Regions from separate parts of the Mus musculus genome. Here region 1 is linked to region 2. Evidence: chromatin loops called from intact Hi-C (ENCODE). Cell type or tissue: left cerebral cortex. All regions are shown on one strand. Each heading gives the region's core, and the rest is flanking DNA. Links, peaks and the distances in the headings are about the cores only. Region 1 has its middle 68 kb from the start of Gm7714. Region 2 holds the start of Smr2 (submaxillary gland androgen regulated protein 2).

What was found. Peaks named below come from ENCODE experiments on the same cell type or tissue, not always from the same donor. Only the 100,000 strongest peaks of a DNase experiment are listed, where the experiment ranks them.
Region 1: it touches region 2 in a loop (17-fold over the local background); 13 of 42 quality-filtered maps call a loop at or near these places.

What each region holds. Positions count from the first base shown.
Region 1 is chr5:88,195,362-88,205,699 of GRCm38, reverse strand. No RefSeq gene overlaps it. Among named protein-coding and RNA genes, the nearest start is that of Gm7714, 68 kb to the left of the region's middle. In left cerebral cortex, for the core only: no CTCF peak of the experiment used is centred there; no DNase peak of the experiment used is centred there.
Region 2 is chr5:88,083,325-88,093,662 of GRCm38, reverse strand. It overlaps Smr2 (submaxillary gland androgen regulated protein 2), which reads right to left and starts at 7,107. Exons shown (of 4, transcript NM_001252680.1): 1 at 7,034-7,107; 2 at 5,419-5,485. In left cerebral cortex, for the core only: no CTCF peak of the experiment used is centred there; no DNase peak of the experiment used is centred there.

The DNA of each region.
Region 1 (10,338 bases), core at 1,391-9,390, 110 kb before region 2:
GAGGAACTCGCCTCCATTTCTGGTGGGATTGCAAGATGGAGTACTCTGATAACCAGTCTGGGTTTCCTCAGAATATTGGACATAGTACTACTAGAAGATCCAGCTATACCACTCCTGGGCATATACCCAGAAGATGTTTCAACTTGTAATAAGGACACATGCTTCACGATGTTCATAGCAGCCTTATTTATAATAGTCAGAGCTAGAAAGAACCCAGATGTCCCTCAACAGAGGAATGGATACAGAAAATGTCATACATTTACACAATGGAGTGCTAATCAGGAATTCAAAACATTGAATTTATGAAATTCCTAGGCAAATGGATGGATTTGGAAGATATCATCCTGAGTGAGATAACTTAGTCACAAAGAACAATGATGATACGCACTCACTGATAAGTGGATATTAGCCCAGAAACCTTGAATATCCAAGATAGTATTTGCAAAACATTTGAAACTCATGAAGATGGAAGAACAAAGTGTGGATACTTTGTCCCTCCTTAAAATGCAGAACAAAATACCCATGGTATGAGTTATAGAGACAACATCTGGAGCTGAGATGGAAGGAAGACAATCCAGAGACTGCCCCACCTGGGGAATCCATCACATAAACAGCCACCAACCCAGACACTATTGCATATGCCAGCAAGTTTTTGCTGACAGGACCCTGATATAGCTGTCTTTTGTGAGGCTATGCCAGTGCTTGGCAAATACAGAAGAGGATGCTCACAGTCATCTATTGGATGGAACACAGGGCCCCTAATTTAGAAGCTAGAGAAAGTACTCAAGGAGCTGAAGGCATCTGCAACCCTATAGGAGGAACAAGAAAATGAACTAACTAGCACTCCCAGAGCTCGTGTGTCTAGCTGAATAGGTAGCAGAAGATGGCCTAGTTGGCCATCATTGGAATGAGAGGTCCTTGGTCTGTCGAAGGTTATACGCCCCAGTTCAGGGGAATGCCAGGTCCAGGAATTGGGAGTGGCTGGGTTGGGGAGCAGGGTGAGAGGAGGGCATAGGGGACTTTTTGGATAGCATTTCAAATGTAAATGAAGAAAATATCTAGTAAAAAAAAGAGCAGGTATGGGATGTGGTACTGTTGGATGGTAGTCATGGGGAATAAAATATGAGTATAAAATAGATAGATAGATAGATAGATAGATAGATAGATAGATAGACAGACAAATAAACAAATAAGAATAAAGTAAGAAATGTTTATCCTAGTATCAGGGAGGCCCAGATGTATTGCATGTGACTATAGAGACTGAGTAGTTACAAGATGTTTCAAATATAGGTCCCAGAGATGCTGAATAGTTTTCTGTGTATTGAAAATGTTGTGGTTGTATTATGTACCACCAGAATGATTAAAGAAATCTCTCATTTTATCCCTTTGGAAAATGATAGTCATACATTTTCCAGCTCCTAGAGTCATAAGATCATGTGTGTGATAATGATAATCATGCCTGAGTCCTATTCAGAGCATATTTTTCCTTTGGTCAGCATTAAAAATAAACACAGCTGAAAAGTGTTGAGGGAAAAAATGCTTTAGAAAGTTGGAGTGCTTTGGATAGATGAAAGGTGTAGAATTGCTTCACTTGCAGGAAAGTCTCTGAAATGATTTTGGAAGACTAGAACACAATGGACCATGTCAACCAGAGGGACAGTATGTGCTCTTGTGCCTGTGCTGCTGATTCTAAGTCAAGCTGGTCTAGAGCTGATATTTTGGAGAATATACTCATCTATTTATTCACTTAGTTGCTGAGTTATTTCCCTAATTTGTCATCTGACTCATTACCTGCAGCCATTCCAAAGTTTAGGTTAACCCTTAAAACATGTCCCTTTTTGATCACTTTTATGATGATGTACAATTTTCTTTTAACATCTGTAGGTCCACACATACATTAAACAATCTTTCCCATGGTAATATGAATGCTGTGTAATATAGGTGCTATGGATTATTGAAGGAATAAAGGTAGAATAAAACATGCTCAGTATACAGTCTAACCCTAAAACTTGCCCTTTCATGGTCAGTTTTGTGAGTTTTGGTAGAAGATGTCATGGACCTTTCATGGCCAGACTTTTGAATCCTACGACACTGCCTTGTAATCCTTTCAAGTTTCTTTGGTCTGCCCTCTCCAGTTTTGTAGAGGCTTTTAACATTCCATGTTGACACCAACTTAATTTCTCTCAGTTTTCTACCTCAGTCTGAGCTCTCATATTTACTTGCAGATCCTCTTTAGTTCCCCAAGAGACTGTGCATGCAGAGTGTAATGTAAGAGATGACTTCTACGTGTTGACTAGGGCACTTGCCTGCTTTTTGTTCTGTTTTGTTTTTTGTTTTGTTTTTATTTTTGTTTTAACCCTGTAACTGTATGTTACTTCATTTAAGTAGCACACTTCATTTAGTACATAACCAAACCTGTGTACAATCACCCAACACCATCCCAGAGGTTTTTTGATTTTGTTCTGTTTTGCCTGCTCTCACCATGCCTCATCTTTTCTGTGTTATATTTGTATCATTATAATGAGTTTTTACAAAACCTGAACTGATTGGTGTAAGGTGGAATATCAGGGTCATTTTGATTTGCATTTCTCTAATCACTAAGGATTTTGAATATTTCTTTATGAGCTTCTCAGTCATTAGAGATCCCTCAGTTGTGAAATCTCAGTTTATGTCGATACCCTATTTTTTTATCTGTTTGTTTTTCTTTGGTGCTTAGCTTCTTGAGTTCTTTATTTATTTTGGATATTAGCCCTCTGTCAAATGCGTGTTTAGTTAGATATTTTCCCTATCTGTGGGTTGCTGATTTGCCTTATTGACAATGTCCTCTGCCTTACACAAACTTTCTAGTTTCATGAGGTCCCATTTACCAATTCTTGATCTTAGAGGATGAGCCACTGGAGGTTTTGTTTAGGAAAATTGCCCCTGTGCTGATGAGTTCCAGGCTCTTTACCACTTCCTGTTCTGTTAGATTCAGTATATTATATCTGGTTTTATGTTGAGATCCTTGATCCACTTGGACTTGTGCTTTATGCAATGTAGAGGGGACCATGATTTGGTATTGGGTGAGGGAACAGACTGAAGCCCTCAGGGCCATCAGAAACAATTGAAACATGCCACTTCAGGAGATATGACATTGGAGCTACCCTCCAGAAAGCACCAGAGACGAGGGAGGTGAGAGATTCTCAGGACTCAAAGGGAGGTACCACAGATGAATGACAGACAGTATGGAGAGAGAACTTATAGAGCTCACCTCCAGCAGGATGACAGGGCAGCAAATGAGGGAGAGGAGGGCCATCCCACAGTCACCACTCTGACTCATAATTGTTTTTGTCTGGAACACAGGGCCCCCAATGAAGGAGCTAGACAAAATGCCCAAGGAGATAAGAGGTCTGCAACCCTATAGGTGGAACAACAATATGAACTAACCACTACCCCACCACCCTCAGAGCTTGTGGCTCTCATTGCATATGTAGCAGAGGATGGCCTTGTCAGCCATTAATGGGAGGAAAGTCCCTTGGTCTTGTGAAGATTATATGCCCCAGTACAGGGGAACGGCATGGTCAGGAAGCAGGAGTGGGTGGGTTGGAGAGCAGGGCAGGGGGAGAGTATAGGGGACTTTCAGAGAGGAAATTAGGAAATGGGATAGCATTTGAAATGTAAATGAAGAATATATCTAATCAAAATTAATAAAAGAATACAATTAGTAAAAAAATTGAAAAAAAGAACAGCAGGGATAGAAACAAGCACAAAGTGGGATCCATCTTGAGGTGAGGCCCCAGGGCCTGACACTATTCCTGAGGCCATGGAGTGCTCACAACAAGGCACCTAGCAATACTAGCACTACAGAAGACCCAACATGCAGCTGAAAGTGTCAGGTGCAGATATTTACCCCCAACCAATGGACAGAAGCTGCTGACCCCTGTTGTTGAATCAGAGAATGTTGAAAGAAGGTGAAGAGAAGGGCTATCCTGTAGGAGGACCAGAAGTTTCAATTATTCTGGACCCCCAAGATCTCTCAAACACTGGACCACCATCCAGGCAGCATACACCAGCTGAAGTAACACACATACAGTAGAGGAATGCCAGGTCTGTGTTCATTCAGAGATAATGGGCCTAACCCTCAAGAGACTGGAGGCCCCAGGGGTTTAGTGGTCAGTTGGCTTGGCGAAGAGGCATGGGATGTGAATTGTGGGAGGATGCCCGGGGTGGGAATAAAATATGGAGTGTAAAAAGATAAATAAATAAACTTAAAAAAACCCTAAAGGGAGTCTTCCATTTTGTATTTGTTTTAACTATAATGCATATAGAACAAAGACATTCCTCAGAAAATGAACATCAATTGACATAATACCCACTTTAAAGATCTTGATACCCAGAATCTTCCTGTGCTTGCTTTTCTTCTGACCCCATCCTTTCTTTGCATCTCTGTAGTAAAGGTCATGCACATATGGCCTATTCACTCCTCATAGCTCCTCACAGTTCTGTTTGTCTCTTTCCTCCTTGATGTCATATATCTTTTAATCATAATATTGATGGACTATATGATGTCACTTCACATCTATGTTACTAGTGCTCTCTCTATTCCATTAGTTCATTGACTCATGACAGACAGTGGCTACATAGTATTCCATTTTAAATGTTGGTCACTGAATGTAAGGTTATTCACAATTTTCCTAATGATTTATTACAGTGTCTGTGACAAATTAAAACATATTTTCAAATTGGGAGTCATAGCACTTGATTGGTATTTCTTCAGTAGTTTGCATCTTGTATATATTAGGAAATGCTGATAAATAAAGTTACGATATGTTATATAATAGTTAATAAGAGAAGTTGAAGGTTTGTGGTAGAAAAAAATTGAACTCACCAGGAAGCATCCCATAAGAACCCAGAGGCCAAATACCATATAGAGTGGCTTCATCTTTTTTTTAGAGTCTGAAAGATATCACAATGACTTGTTAGCATTATTTTTTAAATGAAATAGCATTATTTGGAAAATATCCTAACACACGGTATGTATATTTTACAATGTATCTTAAAATAATTTACTGATTCTTATGTTGGATTCACTACTAGTGGCATAACATTGTTCAGCTCATAATATTTGGCTCTCAAATGATAGGGCTACTTTTTATTTTTGAGTTTTGATAAGGCCTACAAAGCTCCAAATTGATTGAACTAGAATAGAAATTCCCCCGTCACATAATAATCAAATCACCAAATGCACAAAACAAACAAAGAATATTAAAAGCAGTAAGGGAAAAAGGTCAGGAAATATATAAAAGCAGAGCTCAAAGAATTACATCAGATTTCTGAAGATAAACTATGAAAGTCAGAAGACCCTGGGCAGACATCATACAGACACTAAAAACAAAAATGCCAGCCCAGGTTACTATGCCCAACAAAACTCTCCATTATCATAGATGGAGAAACCAAGATGTTCCATGACAAAAAAAATTAACACAAGATCTTTCTACAAATACAGCTCTTCAAAGGATAATAAATGTACATCTCCTACACAAGAAGGAAAACTATACCATAGAAAAAGCAAGAAAATACCTTTCTTTCCACAAAACCAAAAGAAGGTAGCCACATTAACATAATTCTACCTCTAACAACAAAAATAACAGGAAGCAACAATCACTTTTCTTTAACATTGTTATATTAATAACAATGGACTCAGTTCCCCCAAATTAAGAGACATAAACTTCAGACTCAAAACTTAAATAGAACCCTACATTTTGCTGCATGCAGGAAACCCACCTAAGTAGCAAAGACAGACACTACCTCAGAGTAAAAGACTGGAAAATATTTTTCCATGCAAATGGTCCCAAGAAACAAGCTAAAGTAGCTATTCTAATATTGAATAAAATTGGCTTTCCAGCTAAAGTTATCAAAATAGATAAGGAAGGACACTGTATACACAAATGAAAATCTACCAAGATGAACTCTCAATTCTGACCTTGTATGCTCATAATGCAAAGGCAACCACAATCATAAAAGAAACTTTACTAAAGTTCAAAGCACACATTGCCCCTCACACAATAATAGTGGGGGCTTTCAATACCCCACTCTCATTAATAAACAGATCATGGAAACAGAAACTAAACATACATACAGTAAAACTAACAGAAGTTATGAACCAAATGGATTTAACAGGTACCTATAGAACATTTTATACTAAAGAAAAGACTATACTTACTTGTCAGCAATGCACAGTACCTTCTCCAAGTCTGACCATATAATCAGTCACAAAACAGGACTCAACAGATACAGGAAGAATGGAATAATTCCATACATCCTAGTAGATCAGCACAGATTACGGTGCAAATACACCCCAAAAAAAAGAGCAGAAGGAAGGAAATAATCAAACTCAGGCCTGAAATCAACCAAGTAGAAAGAGGGATAAGTTTACAAAGAATCAACCAAACATGGAGCTGTTTCTTTGGGAAAATCAGCAAGATAGCTAAACTTAGCCATACTAACCAGAAGGCACAGAGACAGTATCCAAATTAAAATCAGAAATGAGAAGGAGACATAACAACAGAACACGTGGAAAATCAATAAATATGAAGATTCTACTACAAAAGCCTATATTCAACAAAACTTGAAAATCTGAATGAAACGGACAATTTTCTAGACAGATACAATGGTACCAAAGTTAATTCAAGATGAGATAAATTATCTAAACAGTTCCATAATCCCTAAAATAATAGAAGCTGTAATTAATAGTCTCTTAAAGAAATAAAGCCCTGGACCAGAGGGTTTTAATGCAGAGTTCTATCAGAACTTCAAAGAAGACCTACTACCAATATTCTTTAAACTATTCCACAAAATAGAAACAGAAGGAATACCACCTAATTCATTGTATGAAGACACTATTATTCTGATACCTAAATCACACAAAGACCCAACAGAGAAAGAGAACTTCAGTCCAATTTCTCTTATTTATATCAATGCAATATACTCAAAATTCTCACAAAACCCTCCAGGAACACATCAAAAGGATCATCAACATGATCAAGTAGGCTTCATTCCAGGAATGCAGGGATAGTTCAATAGATGGGAATTAATCAACATACCCTGCTATATAAACAAACTCAGAGGGGGAAAAACACATGATCATTTCATTAGATGGGAAGAAAGCATTCAAAAAATGCAAACCCATTCATGATATAAGTCTTGGAAAGATCAGGTACTCACAACCCATACCTAAACATAGTAAAAGCAAAATACAGTATACCAGTAGCCAACATCAAACTAAATGGAGAGAAATTTGAAGCAATCCCACTAATATCAGGGACTAGACAAGGCTGCCAACTTTCTCCCTATCTAGTCAATATAGTACTCAAAGTCCTAGCCAGAGTAATTAGACTACAAAAGGAGTTCAAAGTGATACAAATTGGAAAGGAAGAAGTCAAAATATCACAATTTGCAGATGATATTAGAGTATACTTAAGTGACCCCAAAATTCTACCAGAGAACTCCTAAACCTGATAAACATTTTCAACAAAGTGACTGGATAAAAAATAACTCAAAACAAATTAGTGACCTTCCTCTACTCAAGGATAAAAAAGGCTGAGAAAGAAATTAGGGAAACAATACCCTTTACAATAGTCACAAATAATATAAAGTACATTGGTGCAACTCTAACTAAGCAAGTGAAAAGTTTGTATGACAAGAACCTCAAGTCTCTGAAGAAAGAAATCAAAGAACTCAGAATATGGAAACATCTCCTATGCTCATGGATTGTCAGGATTAATATAGTAAAATTGTCCATCTTGCCAAAAATAATCTACAGCTAAGTGTAATCCCCATCAAAATTCCACCTCAATTTTTCAGAGTTAGAAATAGCAAAAACAAAACAAAACAAAACAAAAAAACAAAAAAAAACAAAAAAACCAAAAAACAAAAAAAAAAAAAACCCAAAAAAACCTAGGGTAGCAAAAATCATTCTCAGAAATAAAAGATCCTCTGTCAAAATCACCATCCCTGACCTCAAGGTGTACTACAGTGCAGTTGTGATAAAAACTGCATGGTATTGGTACAGTGATAGGCAGGTAGATCAATGGATCAGCAATATTGTGTATCAAGTCAATACTTCTTTATATTTTCTAATATCTTACACTTCCTCTTCTATATGTAGAGTTTTTGTGATTATAGAAACAGAGCTTTAGAGGTTAAAAAAAAGTGAGCTGAACAATGCAAACTTTGAAGAATCTTAGGAACAGCTTCTCAGTATGTATTATGAGCTAGCGTCACACATTAGTTTTTTCCTGAGCTATAATTCATTTGAAGCTTAAAAGCATGCAAAATTAGTTGTAAATATACACTTTAGAATACAACTGAGAGCAGCTCATCATTAAAAATGTTAAAGAACTCTAAGGTAGAGGAAGAAGAAAAGGGAATTGCAGACTTTGGTGGATTCACTAGCCTACATGGTCAACATGAATATTTTTTTTGTTGTTTACATATGTTTTAAAAACATCATACATTTTATGACTCACTGTTTTGTATAGTTACTTATTTTCACAGAAATGACTTAAATATCTTAAAAACAGCTCACTGAACTTCTACCACTGACGTTTGGGCAACATTTTATCTAAAAGTATAGGGCTTCATATTCCCAGGTACCTACCTTGGAGAAGCTTCTTTGCTGGTGAATGTGCTGGTCAGAAGCGGTCTGTTCAATTATTTTTGAGTGGTGGAATACAGAGGACCAGAACTCTAAGCTCTTATATAGTTTATATTATTTTGATGGCAATAAAGAAACAAAAGTCCGAAGACAAAGCAACTTCATCTGATCCTTTATGGACAGGAAGCATCCTTGCCAATTTGGCAGTGTGCTCCTGAATGTGTTTATTTCTGAATATACTCAGTCACTAAGTGGTTGAGGCTTCCTGAGGATGCTGTACAGTGAGTCAAAAAGTGATTTTGTTTCAGATAAATACAGGGGGACCTGAGGTGCCCTTTTTAATTTTAAGAAGGAAAGTGATGAGTTGTTTTTTAATATTTATGTAACACCTTTCCTTCTGTGTTAATCTCATGGTATATCCTATGTAATTTTAAAAATAAACGTTACCATTGAACTGAGCATAGGGTCCCCAATAGAGGAATTAGAAAAAGGATTGACAGAGTTGAAAGGGTTTTTTTCTTTCTATGGGGTTGCAAACCCTTTCAACCCCATAGAAAGAACAACAATGTCAACCAATCAGATCCCCCCAGAATTCTCAAGGAATAATCCATCAATAAAGGAGTACACATGATTCCAGCTTGATATGTAGCAGAGGATGACCTTATCATGCATCAATAGAAGTAGAGGTCCTTGGTCCTATGAAGGCTAGATAGATTCCCCAGTATAGGGGAATCAAGGGTGGGGAGGTGTGAGTGGGTGGGCCGGTGGAAGAACACCCTCATAGAGGCACGGGGTAGGAGGATGTAATACAGTGTTTTCATGAGGAAGGGAAACTGGAAAAGGGGATAACATTTGAAATGTTAATAAAGAAAATATCCAATAAAAGTGATATGTGGGAAGTACAAATATTTATAAAGTTGAATTTTCTTATGATTGTAGGAGAATATTTAGTAAGAAAAATGAGAAAGAACATTAAAATCATAATTGAGTACACATTGCTTTATTGCTAAATAACACCCAGACATTTTTTTCTATGTCTCTCTCTGCCTTTCTCCTTCTGTCTCCCTCTTTCAAGTTTCCATGGTACCATCATCCATAGTTTCTAAAATAAATGTCTCATCTGCTTAGATTATCTGGGCTTCAGTTTTAAGATTTAACTTGTAATAATGAAGCTGTACTTTAAATTTGAACTTTCAGGTTTCTACAAATCTGGACTCATTCATTATTTTCTTGTTTCACAAAACTGGCTTAGCATAGTCTTTTGTGTTTAGTGCTGGAAATGAACCCAGAGCATTGTTCTTCCAGTGGACCTAATGCTTTTATGTTTTTGAGATCATCTTTTCTGTTTTTATTTGGAGCAGTGTGTCGTTTGTTGCTCAGGCTGAACGTCTATAGTCTAGGATAGTTCTCAATTTTCCCAGTGCTAAGACCCTTTCATATACATCCTTATGATTTGTTGACATGCAAACATAAATCATTTTTCATACTTCATAAAAGTTGTAAATCATAATGTTAATTGTAATATGCAGGATATCTGATATGTGACCCCAATTGATCCTAATGCACAGGTTGATGAGCACTGGTCTAGGTGGTCTTGGAACTAACAATGTCGTCTGAGTGGTCATGACTGCAGCTAATTGACTCCAAAGAATCTAAATACACACAAACACACATACACTCAAGTATATACAGACAACTTGGTG
Region 2 (10,338 bases), core at 1,503-9,502:
AAAAATTCCTGAACAGAACAATAATGGTTAGTGCTGTAAGATGGAGAATAACAAATGGGACCTCATAAAATTGAAAAACTACTGTAAGGCAAAAGACACTGTCAATAAGACAAAAAGGCCACCAACAGATTGTGAAAGGATCTTTACCAATCGTAATTAATCAAATAGGGGACTAATATCCAATATATACAAAGAACTCAAGAAGCTAGACTCTAGAAAATCAAATAACCCCATTAAAAATTGGGTACAGAGCTAAATGAAGAACTCTCAACTGAGAATTACCGAATGGCTGAGAACCACTTGAAAAAATGTTCAGCATCCTTAATCATCAGGGAAATGCAAATCAAAACAACCCTGAGATTCCACCTCACACCAATCAGAATGGTTAAAATCAAAAATTCAGGTGCCAGCAGATTCTGGCAAGGATGTGGAGAAAGAGGACCACTCCTCCATTGTTAGTGGGATTGCAAGTTGGTACAACCACTCTGGAAATCAGCCTCACGGTTCCTCAGAATATTGGACATATTCTTACCGGAAGATCCAGCAATACCCCTCCTGGGCATATACCCAGAAGATGTAATAAAGACACATGCTCCACAATGTGCATAGCAGCCAGAAGCTCAAAAGAACCCAAATGTCCCTCAACAGAGGGATGGATACAGAAAATTTGGTACATTTACACAATGGAGTACTAATCGGCAATTCAAAACATTGAATTTATGAAATTCCTAGGCAAATGGATGGATCTGGAGGATATCTTCCTGAGTGAGACAACTCAGTCACAAAGAACACACATGATATGTACTCACTGATAATTGGATATTAGCCCAGAGACTTAGAATACCCAAGATACTATTTGCAAAACGCATGAAACTCAGAAAGAACAAAGACCAAAGTTTGGATACTTTGTTCCTCCTTAGAATGGGGAAAAAATACCCATGGACAGAGTTACAGAGACAACATTTGGAGCTGAGACAGGAGGAAGGACCATCCAGAGACTGCCCCACCTGGGGATCCATAGCATAAACAGCCACCAACCCAGACACTATTGCATATGCCAGCAAAGTTTTGCTGACAAGACCCTGATATAGCTGTCTGTTGTGAGGCTATACCAGTGCCTGCCAAATATAGAAGTGGATGGTCAGAGTCATCTATTGGATGGAACACAGGGCCCCTAATGTAGGAGGTAGAGAAAGTACTCAAGGAGCTGAAGGTATCTACAACCATATAGGTAGAACAACAATATAAACTAAACAGTACTCCCAGAGCTCCTGTCTCTAGCTGCATATGTGGCAGAGGATGGCCTAGTTGGCCATCATTGGGAGGAGAGGCCCTTAAGATTATATCTTCCAGTACAGGGGAATGCCAGGTGTAGGAATTGGGAGTGTCTGGGTTGGGGAGTGGGTTGAGAGGAGGAAATAGGGGACTTTTGGGATAGCATTTGAAATGTAAATGAAGAAAATATCTAATAAAAAAAGAGAAGGTATGACATGTGGTAATGTTGGATGGTGGTCATGAGGAATAAAATATGAGGTTAAATAAATAAATAAATAATAAATAAATAATAAGAAGAAGAGGAAAGAAAGAAAGAAAGAAAGAAAGAAAGAAAGAAAGAAAGAAAGGAAGGAAGAAAGAAAGATGTTTAGCCTAGCATCAGGGAGGCCCTGATGTATTGCATGTGAATATACAGACTGAGTAGTTACAATAAAAGGTGGTTCAAATATAGGCCCAAGAGACGCTGAAAAGTGGTCTTTGTATTAAAAATGTTGTGGTTGTATTATGCACCTCCAGAATGATTAAAGAAATCTCTGATTTTTATCCCTTTGGAAAATGATAGTCATATGTGTTTCCAACTCCTAGAGTCATAAGATTATGTGTGTGATAATAATCATGCATGAGTCCTATTCAGAGCACATTTTTCCTTTGGCTCAGCATTAAAAATAAACAGAGCTGAAAAGTGTTGAGAGAAACAAATGCTTTAGGAAGTTGCAGTGATTTGGAAAGATAAAAGGTGAAGAATTGCTTCAGTTAAAGTGAAGACTTTGAAGTGAGCTAGGAAGACTATAGAACACAAAGGACCATGTCAAGAAGAGGGACAGTATGTGCTCTTGTTCCTGTGCTGCTGATCCTAAGTCAGTCTGGTCTGGAGCTGATATTTTGAAGAATATACTCATTTATTTATTCACTCATTTGTTGAGTTCTTTACATAATTTGTCATTTGACTCATTGCCTTCAGCAATTCCAAAGTTTAGGTTAATCCTAAAAACTTGTCCTTTTGCAGTCACATTTATAATGATGTACAATTTTCTTTTAACATCTGTAGGTCCATGCACACATTAAGCAAACTTTCCCATGGTAACATGAATGCTGTGTAATATAGGTGTTATGGATTATTGAAGGAATCAAGGTAAAACAAAACATGCACAGTATATAGTCTAACCCTAAAACTTGCCTTTTCATGGTTAATTTTGTGAGTTTTGGTAGAAGATGCCAGGAGCCTATCATGGCCAGACTTATATCCTTAGACAAGTTTCTTTGGTCTGCCCTCTCCAGTTTTGTAGAGGCTTTTAACATTCCATGTTGACACCAACTTAATTTCTCTCAGTTTTCTACCTCAGTCTGAGCTCTCATATTTACTTGCAGATCCTCCTTTAGTTCCCCAAGAGGCTGTGCCATGCAGAGTGTAATGTAAGAGATGACTTCTACGTGTTGACTAGGGCACTTGCCTGCTTTTTGTTCTATTTGTTGTTGTTGTTGCTTTTATTTTTGTTTTAACTCTGCAATTGTATGTTATTTCATTTAACTAGCACACTTCATTTAGTACATAACCAAACCTGTGTACAATCACCCAACACCATCCCAGAGGTTTGTTTTTGTTCTGTTTTGCCTGCTCTCACCATGCCTCATCTTTTCTGTGTTATATTTGTATCATTATAATGAGTTTTTACAAAACCTGAACTGATTGGTGTGAGGTGGAATCTCAGGGTCATTTTGATTTGCATTTCTCTAATCACTAAGGATTTTGAATATTTCTTTATGAGCTTCTCAGTCATTAGAGATCCCTCAGTTGTGAAATCTCAGTTTATGTCGATACCCTATTTTTTTATCTGTTTGTTTTTCTTTGGTGCTTAGCTTCTTGAGTTCTTTATTTATTTTGGATATTAGCCCTCTGTCAAATGTGTGTTTAGTAAGATATTTTCCCTATCTGTGGGTTGCTGATTTGCCTTATTGACAATGTCCTCTGCCTTACACAAACTTTCTAGTTTCATGAGGTCCCATTTACCAATTCTTGATCTTAGAGCATGAGCCACTGGAGTTTTGTTTAGGAAATTTCCCCCTGTGCTGATGAGTTCCAGGCTCTTTACCACTTCCTGTTCTGTTAGATTCAGTATATTATATCTGGTTTTATGTTGAGGTCCTTGATCCAATTGGACTTGTGCTTTATGCAATGTAGAGGGGACCATGATTTGGTATTGGGTGAGGGAACAGACTGAAGCCCTCAGGGCCATCAGAAACAATAGAACACAGGCAACTTTGAGAGATATGAGGTTGGAGGGACCCTCCAGAATGCACCAGAGACCAGGGAGGTGAGAGACCCTCAGGACTCAAAGGGAGTTACCACAGATGAATGACCGACAGTATGGAGAGGGAACTTATAGAGCTCAGCTCCAGCAGAATGACAGGGCATGAAATGAGGTAGAGGAGGGCCATGACACAGTCACCACTCTGACTCATAATTGTTTTTGTCTGGAACACAGGGCCCCCAATGGAGGAGCTAGACAAAATTCCCAAGGAGCTAAAGGGATCTACAACCCTATAGGTGGAACAACAATATGAACTAACCAGTTCCCCACCCTCTTCAGAGCTTGTGTCTCTAGTTGCATGAGTAGCAGAGGATGGCCTTGTCAGCCACTAATGTGAGGAAAGTCCTTTGTTCTTGCGAAGATTGTATGCCCCATTACAGGGGAATGGCATGGTCAGGAAGCAGGAGTGGGTGGGTTGGAGAGCAGGGCAGGGGGAGAGTATAGGGGACTTTCAGAGAGGAAATTAGGAAATGGGATAGCATTTGAAATGTAAATGAAGAATATATCTAATAAAAATAAATAAAAAATATATCTAATAAAAACTTGAAAAAAAGAACTGCAGGGACAGAAACAAGCACAAAGTGGCATCTAGCTAGAGGAGAGGCCCCAGGGCCTGACACTATTGCTGAGGCCATGGAGTGCTCACAACAAGGCACCTAGTAATACTAGCACTACAGAAGACCCAACATGCAGCTGAAAGTGTCAGGTGCAGATATTTACACCCAACCAATGGACAGAAGCTGCTGACCCCTGTTGTTGAATTAGGGAATGTTGAAAGAAGGTGAAGAGAAGGGCAATCCTGTAGGAAGATCAGAAGTCTCAATTATTCTGGACCCCTGATATCTCACAAACACTGGACCACCAACCAGGCAGCATACACCAGCTTAAGTAACACACATACAGTAGAGGAATGCCAGGTCTGTGTTCATTCAGAGATGATGGGCCTAACCCTCAAGAGACTGGAGGCCCCAGGGGTTTAGTGGTCATTTGGCTTGTAGGGGAGGCATGGGATGTGAATTGTGGGAGGATGCCTGGGGTGGGAATAAAATATGGAGTGTAAAAAGATAAATAAATGAGTAATAATTTAAAAAAAACTTAAAGAGATCCTTCCATTTTGCATCTGTTTTAACTATAGTGCATATAGAACAAAGACATTCCTCAGAAAATGAATATCAATTAACATAATACCCACTTTAAAGATCTTGATCCCCAGGATCTTCCTGTGCTTGCTTTTCTTCTGACCCCATCCTTTCTTTACATCTCTGTAGTAAAGGTCATACAAGTATGCCCTATTCACTCCTCATAGCTCCTCACAGTTCTGTTTGTCTCTTTCCTCCTTGATGTCATATATCGTTTAATCATAATATTGATGGTCTATATGATGTCACTTCACATCTATGTTACTAGTGCTCTCTCTATCCCATTAGTTCATTGACTCATGACAGACAGTAGATACATAGTATTCCATTTTAAATGTTGGTTATTGCATATAAGGTTATTCACAATTTTATTTTTAATTACCTAGGCATAAACTGTAGGAAAATATTTTACACCATTTTTATTTTTGGTGTCTTGAAGACTTTGCTGAATATCTTAATGTTTCCCTTTGGAAATCCTATATTGATATTATCTGATATTTTCCTAATGATTTATTACAATCTCTGTGACAAATTAAAACATATTTTCAAATTGGGAGTCATAGCACTTTATTGGCATTTCTTCAGTAATTTGCATCTTGTATGTATTAGGAAATGCTGATAAACAAAGTTACAATATGTTATATAATAGTTAATTAAAAAAATGAAGGTTTGTGGTAGACAAAATTTATACTCACCAGGAAACATCCTATAAGAACCCAGAGGACAAATACCATATACAGTGCCTTCATCGTTTTTTAGAGTCTGAAATATAGCACAATGACTTGTTAGCATTATTTTTTAAATGAAATAGCATTATTTGGAAAATGTCCTAACACACAGTGTGTATATTTTGCAATGTATCTTAAAATAATTTTCTGATTCTTATGTTGGATTCACTACTAGTGGCATAACATTGTTCAGCTCATAATATTTGACTCTCAAATGATAGGGCTACTTTTTATTTTTGAGTTTTGATAAGGCCTACAAAGCTCCAAATTGGTTGAACTAGATTAGAAATTCCCCCATCACATAATAATCAAATCACCAAATACACAAAACAAACAAAGAATATTAAAAGCATTAAGGGAAAAAGGTCAGGAAACATATAAAAGCAGAGCTCAAAGAATTACATCAGATTTCTGAAGATAAACTATGAAAGTCAGAAGACCCTGGGCAGACATCATACAGACACTAAAAACAAAAATGCCAGCCCAGGCTACTATGCCCAACAAACTCTCCATTTTCATAGATGGAGAAACCAAGATGTTCCACGACAAAAAAATTTACACATTATCTTTCTACAAATACAGCTCTTCAAAGGATAATAAATGTACATCTCCTACACAAGAAGGAAAACTATACCATAGAAAAAGCAAGAAAATAATTTTCTTTCAACAAAACCAAAAGAAGGTAGCCACATTAACATAATTCCACCTCTAACAACAAAAATAACAGGAAGCAACAATCACTTTTCTTTAACATTGTTATATTAATAACAATGGACTCAGTTCCCCCAAGTCAAGAGACATAAACTTCAGACTCGAAACTTAAAAATAGGAGGTTGAGGGTAAGCTCTAGAATGCACCAGAGAAAAGGGAGGCAAGAGGATCTCAGTAATCTAATAGAGCGACCTTAGATGAGATGCCCAACAGTAGGAAGAGGGAACTTATAGAGCCCACCTCTATTAAAAAACAAAACAAAACAAAACAAAAACAAAAACAAACAAAACAAAAAAAATCTATTGAAAAACCGAATCAGCAATATTGTATATCAATAAATACTTCTTTATATTTTCTAATATCTTATACTTCCTCTTATATATGTAGAGTCATTGTGATTAAAGAAATGGAGCTTTAGAGGTAAAAAAAAATGTGTGAGCTGAACAATGCAAACCTTGAAGAATCTTAGGAACTGTTTCTCAGTATGTATTATGAGCTAGCGTCACACATTAGTTTTTTCCTGAGCTATATTTCATTTGAACCTTAAAAGCATGCAAAATTAGTTGTAAATATACACTTTAGAATACAACTGAGAGCAGCTCATCATTAAGAATGTTAAAGAACTCTAAGGTAGAGGAAGAAGAAAAGGGAATTGCAGACTTTGGTGGATTCACTAGCCTACATGGTCAACATGAATATTTTTATATGTTTTAAAAAGATCATACATTTTATGACTCACTGTTTTGTGTAGTTACTTATTTTCACAGAATGAAACTTAAATATCTTAAAAGCAGCTCACTGAACTTCTACCACTGACGTTTGGGCAACATTTTATCTAAAAGTATAGGGCTTCATATTCCCAGGCACCTACCTTGGAGAAGCTTCTTTGCTGGTGAATGTGCTGGTCAGAAGCAGTCTGTTCAATTATTTTTGAGTGGTGGAATACAGAGGACCAGAACTCTAAGCTCTTATATGGTTTGTATTATTTTATTGGCAATAAGGAAACAAAAGTCTGAAGACAAAGCAACTTCATCTGATCCTTTATGGACAGGAAGCATCCTTGCCAATTTGGCAGTGTGTCCCTGCATGTTTTTCATTTCTGAATATACTCAGTCACTAAGTGGTTGAGGCTTCCTTAGGATGCTGTACAGTGAGTCAAAAAGTGATTTTGTTTCAGATAAATACAGGGGGACCTGAGGTGCCCTTTTTTAATTTTAAGAAGGAAAGTGATGAGTTGTTTTTTAATATTTATGTGACATCTTTCCTTCTGTGTTAATCTAGTGGTATTTCCTATGTGATTTTAAACATAAATGTTACCATTGAACTGAGCAGAGGGTCCCCAATAGAGGAGTTAGAAAAAGGATTGATAGAGTTGAAAGGGTTTGCAACCCCATAGAAAGACCAATAATATCAACCAATCAGATCCCCCAGAATTCTAAAGGAATAACCCATCAATAAAGGAGTACACATGACTCCAGCTTGATATGTAGCAGAGGATGACCTTGACATGCATCAATAGAAGTAGAGGTCCTTGGTCCTATGAAGGCTAGATAGATTCCCCAGTATAGGGGAATCAAGGGTGGGGAGGTGTGAGTGGGTGGGTCGGTGGAAGAACACCCTCATATAGGCACGGGGTAGGAGGATGTAATAGGGTGTTTCCATGAGGGAGGGAAACTGGAAAAGGGGATAACATTTGAAATGTAAATAAAGAAAATATCAAATAAAAATGTTATGTGGGAAGTACAAACATTTACAAGGTTGAATTTTCTTATGATTGTAGGAGAGTATTTAGTAAGAAAAATGAAAAGAACATTAAAATCACAATTGAGTACACGTTGCTTTATTGGTAAATAACACACAGACATTTTTCTATTTCTTTCTCTGCTTCTCTCCTTCTGTCTCCCTCTTTCAAGATTCCATGGTACTAACATCCATAGTTTCTAAAGTAAATGCCTCATCTGCTTAGATTATCTGAGCTTCAGTTTTAAGGTTTAACCTGTAATAATGAAGCGATACTTTAAGTTTGAACTTTCAGGTTTCTACAAATCTGGTCTCACACATTATTCTAACTTTTCACAAAGCTGACTTAGCATAGTCCTTTGTGTTTAGTGCTGGGAGTGAACACAGAGCATTGTACTTCCAGTGGACCTAATGCTTCTATGTTTTTGAGATCACCTTTTCTGTTTTAATTTGGAGCAATGTGTCATTATGTTGCTCAGGCTGAACCTCTATGGTCTAGGATAGTTGTTCTCAATTTTTCTAGTGCTAAGACCCTTTCATATACATCCTTATGATTTGTTTACATGCAAACATAAATTATTTTTCATACTTCATAAAACTTATAAATCATAATGTTAATTGTAATATGCAGGATATCTGATATGTGACCCCAATTGATCCTAATGCACAGGTTGACAAGCACCTGTCTAGGTGGTATTGGAACTAACAATGTCATCTGAGTGGTCAATTGCAGCTATTTGACTCCAAATAATCTAAATACACACATACACTCAAGTATACACAGACAACTTGGTGTTTGGTTTGAGATTTCCACTAAAGCACTGCGAATCTAAACAGGCAAAAGGTATGGTAGACAAAATCAAAACCAGACCATATTCAAGCAAACAAACCCAAACAAAACTGAATGAGCCAAAAACTTACAAAATGTCATTGGGTTAGTTTTGTTTTGTCAAACTACTTCTCAGAATGGAGCCTGTCCTGAAGTGTGGCTCATACACAGTGAGACACTTTTGAAGAAAATACCAATCATGTATTAATTGCAGAAAGCTTCCTGGTAGTGATGGAATCCCATGTCTTACTATCTCTGTGCAAGTAGTCCATTGGACTTGCACTTGTGTAGGCCTCTCATGTGTTGCCTTGAGTTCATGTGTGTCCGCCTTGATGAATACAGAAGACCGTGTTTAATTGGAATCACCAGTCTCCTCTGGATTTTACAGTCTTGCTGCATGGGTGTGATGGGAGGGCCTTGATGAAGACACCCCACTTAGGCCTGAGTGCTCCAAAGTTCTTTGGACATTGTCCTGTTGTAGGTCTATGCTTTAGTTCAAATCTACAATAAGAGGAAGCCTTTTTAATGAGGACTGAGTGAGGTACTTACATATTGGTATAGCAGTATGTCGTTTTATGAGTTTGTTTATAACAATGTTCTTTTGTGAGAATATTAGTATTGAATTCTTTTCTTAGGGCCATGACCCATCTAATCCAGGATACTAGACTAGTTTAGCAGTGTCGGGTATGGCTTCTATCTAATGAGTTGTCCTTAAATCCAGTCAAACAGTCGTTCTTTACTCCCTAAGTTTTATGCCACAATGACTCTAATATTGCTTGTACACAAATCTCTCTTCTTGTACAACAAAGCAAAAAAAAAAAAAAAAAAGAGAGAGAGAGAGACAGAAGTATATGATGACAAGGAGATAAATTATGATTAATTCATTGCTTTCAAAGCTTGGACCTAATATTCTGTAGACTAATACTTTCATAGAGCTGATGTCTCTCATCACAGGAAATCCTTAGAACAGTGGAATCATGCTATTGCTTTGATAGAACCTCATGTAGTAGTTGATAATATTTTCCTAATTTAGTTAAATTAGCACACTTAGAAGCAACAATGCAGTGACATTTGATATTTGATGACTTTTGTCCTGTGGTCAGATATTCATTTCTGTTGATATGTAGAAACAAAACTCTTATTTTCATTTGGAGATTCATACAAATGTTATTATTTTACAGTATTCATTCACATTAATTAGTTTCTTGATTAATGCTTTCCTAAGTATTTATCATGCTTTACAAGTAATGCGATGCTTATAATTCTGTGGAAGAATGAAAGATCCCATTGCCTGGATTATCCATTCTGGCTTTGTAAGATATGGTTAGGGGTAGAGCTGGCAGATCAATGAAAACCAACACCTCTGATGTCTTCTCCAGAGTTGGTACAAAATCCCCACACTGAAAAGTTGAAATGATGTTGCAATGTCCCAGCACCCAAACCTAGCAGGACAATAAAATTAGGTAAAAATACATATTTTCAACAAAGTACAATCATATTAATTATTTATATGTATCATTTTTCCTTCCTATTAAAAGTCATATAAAAACACCCTTAATGTTCAGATCAGAAGTAGATTACTTCTACTTCTGCTAACAGTAATTAAG